Linked DNA regions of Homo sapiens: region 2 is linked to region 1. The links are chromatin loops, found by intact Hi-C in ENCODE. Cell type or tissue: IMR-90. All regions are shown on one strand. Links, peaks and the distances in the headings refer to the core of each region. The heading gives the core; the rest is flanking DNA.

Region 1 (5,376 bases), core at 174-5,173:
AGATAATCACAAGATGTTGCAAGGTTTGGTTGTCTATCACTTCCATCACTCTTTGGGTGCAGAATTCGTGAATTATCATCTTCAAATGTCAGACACCTAGTAGATGCTCAGTTATAATAATGGCTAGCACTTCTAGAAACTTAACATGTCACATAATGCCCTAACTGCTTTGTGTATATTACTACTGTAATTCTCACTACAGTCCTGAGAGGCAGGTGTTATTGTCATCATCTCCATTTTGCAGAATAGTTAACAGAATCACTGGTGGAACATTTTGCTCAAGGTCATACAATTAGTACATGGCAGAATGGGGATTTGAATTGAAGCAGTCTGGCTTGAAAGTCTGTGATTTAGCCATTACCACATACAATTTGATAAATGATGAGTCTATCAATCAATCAGTACATTCCAAAGGCAAGAGTCAAGAAAATAAAGTGGGTTTGGCAGCCAAGGCTGGCTGCCCAGCATCATGCCTGGTACATGGAAGGTGCTCAGTAAATACTGATAGACTGAATGAGTGAGGATAGGCTATGGAGAAAATGGAATGGATAAGAGAGATGCCGGAGATTACAAGAGGTGAAAGTGCTGGGATCCCAGATGGACCCATTCACCCACATGTGTACTGCGGTATGAACTGCCTAACTTCTTTCAATATTTTCATTTTAAAAATAAACTAAAAAAATATATATATAATACAAGAAATCCACAAATGGGTAGCACATATGCGAGCTATTTGTTCTGAGGGGTTGGCAGGTCTGTGCTTCTGGGCCCTGGAAACTGGGGGATGAGGGTAGTCAGGGCAGGCTGGAAGCACCAGGCAAGGGCCTTTGGGTGAAGACCTGGTGCCATTTCTTCTCTCTCCAGGAAAGGGTGGTCATCTGGCCGTTTTCAAACAAAAACTACATCCATGGTGAGCTTTATAAGAATCGCGTCAGCATATCCAACAATGCTGAGCAGTCCGATGCCTCCATCACCATTGATCAGCTGACCATGGCTGACAACGGCACCTACGAGTGTTCTGTCTCGCTGATGTCAGACCTGGAGGGCAACACCAAGTCACGTGTCCGCCTGTTGGTCCTCGGTGAGTGTCTTCATGTCTTTCAGGAGTTGTAGGAAGAGGGTGGGCAGGTGGCAGCACAGGGAGAAGAGCCCAGGTGTTGAGACGAAGCCAGAGGCAGCAACAAGGAGCTAAGACTCCTCACCTCGTCCAGGCTGTCTTCAGCAGAGGGACCGCTCCTCCCTTTGGAACTAAACACTATTCTGAGTTCTCCGCCAATGGCCAACAGTCTCGAGGACAGAGAAGGCCGACTTGGAGTGGTCCCTTGCTCTGTCGGTGTCCTTTCCTCCATACCAGCTCCTCTTTTTCATACCACACTTATTACAAAGATAAAGGAAAATCTTAAATCCTATTGCAAAGACTCATTGTGCCTTAATTGGGTGCTCAGGGGGCCACATCATGATTCTCTTATATCTTTCCCTGCCGTAACTTTGGCTACCCAGCAGAAATTCTTCATGCCACCATCTGCTCACCCCCATCCCTCAACAGATACTCCATCAGTCAGGTTCTGCTCCCTTTGAAATGTGTCCCAAGATAACATTCTTTTCATAGGAATGACTTATTATTGGAATTTATAGTTTGGGAAGGATCTGAAAGATCATCTACTTTAATATCCTCATTTTGTAGATGAAGCCCAGAGAAAGGAAGGAACTGACTCAAAGTCAAATCGTTATTGGAAAATAACTGTTATTTAATGAGCACTTAGTCTATGTCCAATATAAGAAATGGCACCACTGCTGGGAGGTAGCAATGCTTTAAACCAAAACAAAGATCTTTTTTCCCTCTTCCTTTTACATAATTGATTGCATTTTATTTTTAATTAATATGTTTAATTTAAATTAAATTTATTTTAAAATTTAATTTAATTAATAATTAAGATATTTTTATTGCATAAGGTGGTTGCCTGACGTTTTGAAAGCATTATAGTGGGTCCAACTATACAACTATGCAAACTCGCATTGTATAAAGAATAACTAAGGTCTCCTTCCACCCTACCCCCTAGAGAGGTAGCCAATGGCAACACAGGTAGGTATTCCATATTTTCCTCATGTCCTTTCAACACACACACACTCTTGCATACTTTTCTCTTTTCCTTTCTTTCCTTTAAAAAAAATGGAATCATGTTATAAAGATCACTCTGCGTTTTTTCTTTCTAACCTTGTTTCATGCGCATTTCTCCAGATCGGCACATGCAGATCTACCGATTAACAGCATACATTCCATCACACGGAGGTACCATGATTTATTCAAGTGTTCCATACTGATGAATATTCAGGCTGTTAACATTTTTTTGTATGAACAATACTACAATAGACATCCCATACACACACGTACATATGTATGTTAGGGGTCCCTTAAATAGGTCTCATTTCCTTTGGGCAATGGAAGTATTAATGCACACTCCCCCGAAATCCTCCACATAAGCATTATATAAATGCTGATCCCTCTTCCTCCCAACCAGGGCCAGCCAGAAGGATACAAATTTAATCTGAGATTATGGAACTCGGTGAAACCAATGTTTTACTTTTTTAAAAAAGAAGAAGGGTCGGGTGCGGTAGCTCAAGCCTGTAATCCCAGCACTTTAGGAGGCCGAGGCGGAGACCAGCCTGAGCAACATAGCCAGACCTCCTCTCTACAAAATAAATAAATAAATAAATAAATAAATAAATTGAGGTGGAGGATCTCTTGAGTTGGGGAGGTCGAGGCTGCAATGAGCCGTGATCGAGCCGCTGCTCTCCCACCTGGGTGACAGAGACCGGCCTCAAAACAAACAAGCGAGCAAGCGAGCAAGCAAGCAAACAAACAAAAAACACAGAGAAAAGAAAGAGCCCATTTTTTTAATGCACTCGAAGAAACAAGTTTAAATTATATACATATAAACATATATAAACATAAATAAAAACATATATAAACATTCACACACACGTTTTCTTTCCTAATGGCTTTGCAGCTAGGCTATTTTAAGGCAGCCAGCCCACTGGGGCTGGATGACCTCAGTAAACCGAGGCGAGCATGAAGCTCCCAGCCCGGCGGCCCCTCAGCCCGCGCCTCGGGGCAGCACGCGTGGTCTCAGTCTCGGTTTCGGCTGGGAAAACTGGGGCTCCGGGACCGGGGACCCGGTGCTCCGGCCTCTGGCGCCCCCTGACGTCTGTAGCGGGAGTCGCAGGCTTCGGAGAGGCCTTGGCACCCGACTGGTTCCGTTTCCCCTCCCTCCCTATCACTGCTCCTCCAGTGAATATTCAGGTAACATCTGCATTCTGCTGGGGAGGTAAGACTGATAATATACCGAGTCCCCCGGAGGTCTCACGGGCCCCACATGTGTGGAAGGACGATTTGATCTGTTAAAGATCTGTTTGATCGGAGGTCCTACCTGTTTTTGACGGTGGAAGGCTGAGGGGAGAGACCTTAGTGAGGGATCTGGACAGGGTGAGAGCAGGGGTTCCTGGGTGAGGCCAGAGGGTTTAGGGGCTGGGAACTGACACATTCCGCCCTAAGGCTGATCTCTTTGGGAGTGGCTGGTCACTTCTTTGCCATTGTCTGTACCTCTGCCTCTGGAGAGAATTAAGGATTTGCTTTCAGCAGTTTTCCCTTAGAAAATGGTGGTTTCAGCAAAGCTATAACAGTTTTTGGATGCATTCGGATGCCTTTGAGTGCTCTGTAGATGCCAGTAGGCCTCAGTTACTTTTCTTCCCTTTTTGTCTTTTATCCCAAAGAAACCTGGTTGTAGAAAGGCTCTACTGTCAGTCATGCACACTTGGTGTGACTTTGGGGACACCTGGGACTCCTCAGGTGGGATTGGTGTTTTGCCCGCTCTCCAATTGTGGAATAAAGCCTTTGCTTCCGATTCAAGGCATTCCTGGGAAAAGGCTGAATGGTTTGGATGCGTGGAGAGGGATGCTCCCGTACCTCTGAAAAGCTCAAGAGATAAAGCTTGGCTCAGCAAGCCCATCCTAGGGGTCCTCTGGGAAGTGGTGTTCACCTTCTCTTGTTCCCCGGGGACCTGCTTGTTGGCTGCTGGTAAGAGTGGTCCTTAAGCCGCAGACTCCCCCTCCCCACACTGCTCCAGTCCCAGGGTCTGGTGCAGGATAGATGAGGCCCGGCCTTGAACTTTGGACCTCTTATGTTTAGGAACCATCCAAGGGAAAGTGACAATCAGGGAGGGCCTCTAATTTCCCTCATGCTCGCCCCACACCTGGCCAGCCCTCACTATGGCAGCAGGAGATGTTGGGCACACCCAACAATAGCCTGGCTCTTTCCAAGAGGAAATACTGTGGCTGCTGGGCTAGAGGGGAGTGGTGTGTGTGGAAGGGTTTCTCTCAGCAGCTGCCGGGTGGGGCCGAGATCAGAATGCACTCCTGATGCTCAGCGACCGTGCACCTGGATTATAGAATGGGCAGCACTGTTTATTGAGCGAGCAAGCCATCCAAGGGGATGTGAAAAGAAAGACGCAGAGGAGACAGGCTTGCCACCTAGGGATTCCAGGAGCAACCCTCTCCACTGTGTGTCCTCCCCTTCTCACCTCCAAGGACACGACCTGAAGTCTCAAGCATGCTTCATGCTGCTTCTTGCCTCTGAGCCTTTGCACATGCTGTTCACTCTGCCTGGAGTACCATCACCTCTTTCTCCGACCACCACTCCCACCTCCACCACTGGCCTTGTTTACTGTCATGCTTCCTTCACGTCACAGCTGATCTTGGGTTTGGGGCTGTTTTAGGCCTTATCTGCCCCAGCAGCCTTGCCTCCTGTCTGGTCATTGTTCAGCTACTTGTCTTTTGCCCCCACTAGATTCCTTGACCCACCCACTGTGTCCTCCAAGTGCCCAGCATTGTCAGACACACAGTAGGCACCCAGTGAGGTTTGTAGAATGAACCCAGCTCCACAATGGTATCTTGACAATGCTGAGTGAAAGGCACAGGCTTAAGCTTCCCAGAAATCCAGGGAATCGGGTTGGGGTTGTGAGATGAGGGTGGCTGCCGTTCTGGGTAACCTCCAGTCTATGGGCTTCCCTCTCCTTACCTCTGCGCCCTCTGCCTGCTCGAGTCCCCTCAGTCCTCATCCTTCACCCTGCACATAACTTTACTGCTGCCTGTGGGTCCGCCCATCATCCCGTGCTTATGGCAACTGCTTCCGCCCATCATCCCGTGCTTATGGCAACTGCACGTTATCTGCAAAGCACAGGAGGAGGATGGTGCTGAACCCAGAAAGAACATTACTAAGAAGTTAAGAGTGGAAGGCTTCAGAGATCACTTAGTTCAGGGGTAGGCAAACTAGGACCAAATCCAGCCCACAGACTGTTTTTACATTTCTAACATACTATT
Region 2 (5,376 bases), core at 268-5,267, 620 kb before region 1:
CCAGGGAGCCAGCCAGCCCTGGGCACGGGAGGTGAGGGCTCTGGGCACACAGGGTTACTGGTGGAGAGGTTGGACAGGATACTTCCCAAATAACAAATTTGTCCAGACTGGTGCAGTGTGCAGCAACTGAACACCAGCCCTATGCAGGGCTGAAATGGTTTGTGGCTGCATTCAGGCCTTGGGAGAGAGGCGTTGGCTATTTCAAAGTGTTTATGGCAACTATGGTGTCCTTTCCCGTAAGACTCTTTTTTTTTCTTTTCGTTTTTGAAGACAGGAGCTTGCTCTGTTACTCAGGCTGGAGTGTAGTGAAGTGACCTCAGCTCAATACAGTCTCAACCTCCTGGGCCCAAGCGATCCTCTCACCTCGGTCTTCAGAGTAGCTGGGACTACAGGTGCACATCACCATGCCTGGCTAATTTTAAAATTTTTTGTAGAGATAGTGTCTCACTATGTTGCCCAGTCTGGTCTTGAACTCCTGGGCTCACGTGATCCTCCAGCCTCAGCCTCCCAAAGTGCTGGGATTATAGGGGTGAGCCCAGCCCCATACAGACTCTTGAGGTATCCCGTTACCCATCAACCCCCACCACTAAATGTCAAATACATGAGCTTGTGCTTGATGTGGTCCTTATGTTAGTTCTTTTCCCTCAGGCAGGGCTGTGAGATCCTTATCGTTTACTGCAATTTGATCACTGGCTGATTATTGGGGCCAATTATGCAGGTGACACATAGGCTACCCCTATGAGCCTCAAAGTCATGCAAATTTTGGATAAGAAGTGGAGTTAGATAAAAGGTAGCAATAGACAATGAATTCTGCACTTACCTGAAGCTTCTCAATCAGAGGCGAGCTCTTGACCTTGAATTTAGGAGGGTGGCTCGCATTGGGTGGTGATTTCTATGGAGCAAATCAACCAAAACAACCAGATAAGTAAGGTGAGGAAAGTGGGGTTCTGGTTGGAACCCAAAAGCCACAGGCAGAAGGAGAAGAGAAGTTGGTGTTGCCACTTTCTCATTAGTTCAGTAGCCCACATACTTCATTAGGGCCTGGGCGACGTGAACTTTCCCCCTCCCTCCCTCATCCCACCACAGCAAGATCTTCAAATCAGAATTAGAGAAGTCAGCGCCGACATCCTTAACACAGAAGGTCTCTCCCAGGAAGAGTGACTTCATTGTTGTTATGAAGGAAAACTATATCTGAGCAAGATCTTCACCTCATGACCTTCAACACTGTGAATCAACAATTTGGGGGATTTCAAAGACAAAGGGCAAAAATTACCATCCTGTTTGTCACACACACAACAAGAAACCAGACCAGGATGACAGAGGTATGACTGGAATTCCTCCCTGGACCCAGTGATATTTTGGAAAATCCCATCGATGGCATGATTTATAAATTATGATTTTCCAAAATGTTGAATATTTGAATATTCTTTTTCTTTTCTTTTCTTTTTTTTTTTTTTTTTGAGACAGAGTCCTGCTTGTTCCTCAATCTGGAGTGCAATGGCGCAATCTCGGCTCACTGCAACCTTCGCCTCCTGGGTTCAAGCAATTCTCCTGTCTCTGCCTCCCAAGTAGCTGGAATTACAGGCATGCACCACCATGCCTGGCTAGTTTTTGTATTTTTAGTAGAGACAGGGTTTCACCATGTTGGCCAGGTTGGTCTCGAACTCCTGACCTCAGGTGATCCACCCACCTCCCAAAGTGCTGGGATTACAGGCGTGAGCCACCACGCCCAGCCTGAATATTCTTTTTAACCAAGTAAACATTTACTGAGTATTTACTACGTCCCAGACATTGTGTGGGTCATACAAAGATGAGCATGATTCAGTCTCGGTGGCAGGAGCAGTCCGTGGCTGATGCATGTGTTACATAATCATACGTACTCTCTGTTAGTTGTAGATATTTTTGTGATGAATGAATGCCAGGAATCTTGTCTGCCTTCGGGATCCATATCATGTAAAAATATTAACTCTGTGTTTTGCGTAAAATCCCCACAAACATGTGAGAATGGTGACAGTGATAGGATGATGATGATGAAGAAAAGGAAGAGGATGACTTCCATGTGGTTGGACAGAGGCCAAGGCAGAGGAGGGATCTCCCCATAGTGTGGAGACCAATGTGTATGACCTGCTCCTTGACCCCATGTACTAATTTTCCTGAACAATAAGAAGAACTACACTGATCTCTTAGGAAGATTCTGAGATATTTATAATGTGAGATGATTGTGTTTTAGTGATGGAAGGAGGGAGGCTCACCCAACTGAACTCCTCGTGATCTTTTTACAGCCCAACACCAAGGGAGAGCATGGGCTGGACTTACAGGATCCCCACTCCTTCTAATTCTAGTTTTGGCAGGAGCCAGACGAAGCCCTTGGCCTCAGCCTCCTCTACCAAGATGCAGCTGGGCGGGAATAAATGATTCTAAGGACTCCTGCTGCCTCTGCCTCCATGTGTCTTCACTGTCGGGTATGTTCCTATAGCAGTCTTTCAAGGAGCTTTTTATCTAGGATGAGTATAAAGAGCTTCCAGCCCCAATGGAAGTGCCCTTGGTTTCTGTGCTTTACAGGGAAATTTCACACGGGCTGGGGTTTTCAGAGAAACTTTTAGAAACTGCAGCAACAATTTTGCTGATAAAGCTCACTTCATGTAATATTATTAGTTCTTCTCTTCCCCAGCTGACCACTGATTTCTGAAGTCTGTGGAAATTCAGTGGACCCTGCCCCTTAAACACAGTATAGTACTGGGGACCCAGCTGATGCTCCATAAAACCCTATTGATTTGAATTGCAAAGCAGAAAGAATCCAAAATAGCCTCTAGTGCAGTTCCTGGAAATGACAGCAGGTGGCATCATTTCCCTTACGGTTTAACAAGGGGCTTCAGGCAAGCGGCTGAGACTAACAATCCGGTGGAGAAAAACCAGCCTTCCATCCCTGTATATGTATATATATAGCTGTATTTACATGACATTATTACCACGTCTAGAAACTACGGACTAATTTCCAGATGGGAATGCTTTTCAGCCTTTTCTGAGTATAGGAGGCAGGATCTGTGGCTGCATTAAACACCCAACTTCAGCTGGTTCTTCCAGAGAGGGGTAACTCTTGGTCACCCTGCCATCAGGAGGGGCCCTGCAGTCAGCAGGTGCTGTCAGGGGGCTGACCCCACTGTCTCAGACCTGAGCAAGCATAGCGGGGCAGGGATGAAATGACCCTTCCTGGCACTGTGCATTGGGAACCGAGGGGTAGCCTGACCGGGTCCCTCCCTGCAGGCCCCCAAGGTTTCCAGCATTAGAGCCTCTGCAGGCTGAGCTACAGGAGTATGGAAGGAGAAATGTGGACAGCAGCCTCCAATTAGCCCTGCCAGACAAAGCAGGCTGCTCATTTTATTTCTATGTGAATTTCTTTTCTTTTTTTTTTTTTTTTGAGACGGAGTCTTGCTGTGTCACCCAGGCTGGAGTGCGGTGGCGCGATCTAGGCTCACTGCAAGCTCCGCCTCCGGGGTTCACGCCATTCTCCTGCCTAAGCCTCTCGAGTAGCTGGGACTACAGGCGCCTGCCACCACGCCTGCTAATTTTTTGTATTTTTAGTAGAGACGGGGTTTCACCGTGTTAGCCAGGATGGTCTCAATCTCCTGACCTCGTGATCCGCCCACCTCGGCCTCTCAAAGTGCTGGGATTACAGGCGTGAGCCACTACGCCCTGCTTCTATGTGAATTTCAAGGCCACGAAAAGTCATTGATCCCTGGAGGTAGTGTCCTTTCAATGTGCGAGCAGCCTGTCACTCCAGGCAGGATTTTCTAAAATCCGCCCTTGGACTTAACCAGCCCTTGGCCATTATAAGCCATTTAACTTCTGGGTGATGTGCCCCATGGGGTGAAACCTGTGAATGCATTTCCACAGAGCTGCCAGGATGGAGCTGTTTAACCCAATCACTAGCCTAACTCCCTCTGCTTTTACTCTAGGGGATAAAACTTCCCTAGCCAGCCTCCCTGATCTATCTGGTTAGTGATTTTGTCCTCAATTTCACAAATAAGAAAAATGATTCGGTATGGTGTGGTGACTTCTCCTGGGCCAAGCCCAGGCTATCAGGGGGCAGTCTCACATTAAGCTCTGAGTGGCCATAACCTCAACCCATTGCATAGCAGTGGAGACACTGAGCCCAGAGGTTGAAGGTTACAAGGAGAAGTTGATTCTCTGGAAAGAGAGGTTGTTGGTATGTGTTTGGTCACAGCACTGGCTGATGACCCCATAAAGCCACAGAATCATATTGTTGGCACTTGAAGAGACCCAAGGAAAACCTCAGTGTTTTTAAACTGTGCTCCTTGGGGTTCTCATCCAAGAATAAGACCCTTGGTCAGTGGGGAGAGAGTATTCTGAGAGCATTTGGGGCTCCAGGCCTCCCCTCCCCCATCTCACTTGGCCTGGGGCAGCGATGAGTTTCTGCTTTATCTTGTGGGCTTCTGTTTATAAGCCTTAGGTTGACAAAAAGGCTTGAAAACCATTGATCTATTTCAGCTGTTTCACTTTATAGATGAGAAAATGTAGGCATTAAGATGCTTGCCCAAGTTCACATAGGGCACCTAATGGCTATTGTCAGGATGCTGGTCCCCAAAAAAGAAGGGGAGAATAAAGAGGTTGTTGAAGTGGAATTTGGGAATGACATTGTCTTTGGCTTGCTTGCTGTATTTTGGGGTTGGCCTCCCAGGTGAGATGACAGAACATACAAATCCATTTCTGGCACAGACTATGACCACAGTGAAGGTTCATGGGTTGCTGGCATAAGGTGTGGAGAAGGCACTCCTGCAGCTACAATTAGATAAATAAAGATAGGAGAATATGCAGGCTAAGAACCTATTACTGGCTATGATCTATGATACCAGAGCCTTTATTATGTTGGTAACGTTGGCTATTTATATCTGAGGGCAACGAGGCCTCCTGTGCGCTCTGGTTTTCTTCCAGTGATCTTGAACAATAGCCAGGCTTTACAAGGATACTGCAGAATCACGGGGTTTTCTCATGCTTCCGTCCTGCCCTATGTAAGTGTAGCCCCCTTTCCAGGTACCTTCTCCACACCTTATTCCAAGATCACCTAAGTCAGATCTGGGAATAAAACAGAACTTTCCTGGCTCCTGAATTGGGTCTGTTAATAATATATGACCCATTCTCTTTGCTAAAATTCTCAGGCTTGGAAAATAGTGTTCGTGTCCTTGACAAATCATAAAGGAGCCTCAGTAAAAGGGAGCAGGGAGGAGCCTAGTTTCCAAAGTAAACGATTCAGGAAACATTTAAGAGGAGATTCACTCTGAAATGGAGAAATTCCCTGCACAGAGTCTGAGCTTTAAAGTATGAGTTTGGTGCCCCCTCCTCCAAACTTTCCTCAAG

Evidence for each region. Peaks named below come from ENCODE experiments on the same cell type or tissue, not always from the same donor. Only the 100,000 strongest peaks of a DNase experiment are listed, where the experiment ranks them.
Region 2: it touches region 1 in a loop (7-fold over the local background); 12 of 110 quality-filtered maps call a loop at or near these places.

What each region holds. Positions count from the first base shown.
Region 1 is chr1:167,064,627-167,070,002 of GRCh38, reverse strand. It overlaps GPA33 (glycoprotein A33), which reads left to right. Exons shown (of 7, transcript NM_005814.3): 3 at 865-1,081. GPA33-AS1 (GPA33 antisense RNA 1) reads right to left here. Exons shown (of 6, transcript XR_922249.3): 6 at 5,087-5,223. Among named protein-coding and RNA genes, the nearest start is that of GPA33-AS1, 15 kb to the right of the region's middle. RefSeq lists silencers at 768-981, 5,057-5,351. In IMR-90, for the core only: a CTCF peak has its summit at 3,199 (motif pointing left); no DNase peak of the experiment used is centred there; H3K4me3 peaks cover 163 bases; H3K27me3 peaks cover 1,345 bases.
Region 2 is chr1:167,685,565-167,690,940 of GRCh38, reverse strand. RCSD1 (RCSD domain containing 1) reads right to left here. Exons shown (of 7, transcript NM_052862.4): 4 at 821-892. Among named protein-coding and RNA genes, the nearest start is that of TRP-CGG1-1, 26 kb to the left of the region's middle. RefSeq lists enhancers at 492-1,691, 2,919-3,098. In IMR-90, for the core only: a CTCF peak has its summit at 2,835 (motif pointing right); a DNase peak (open chromatin) is centred at 2,860; H3K27me3 peaks cover 473 bases.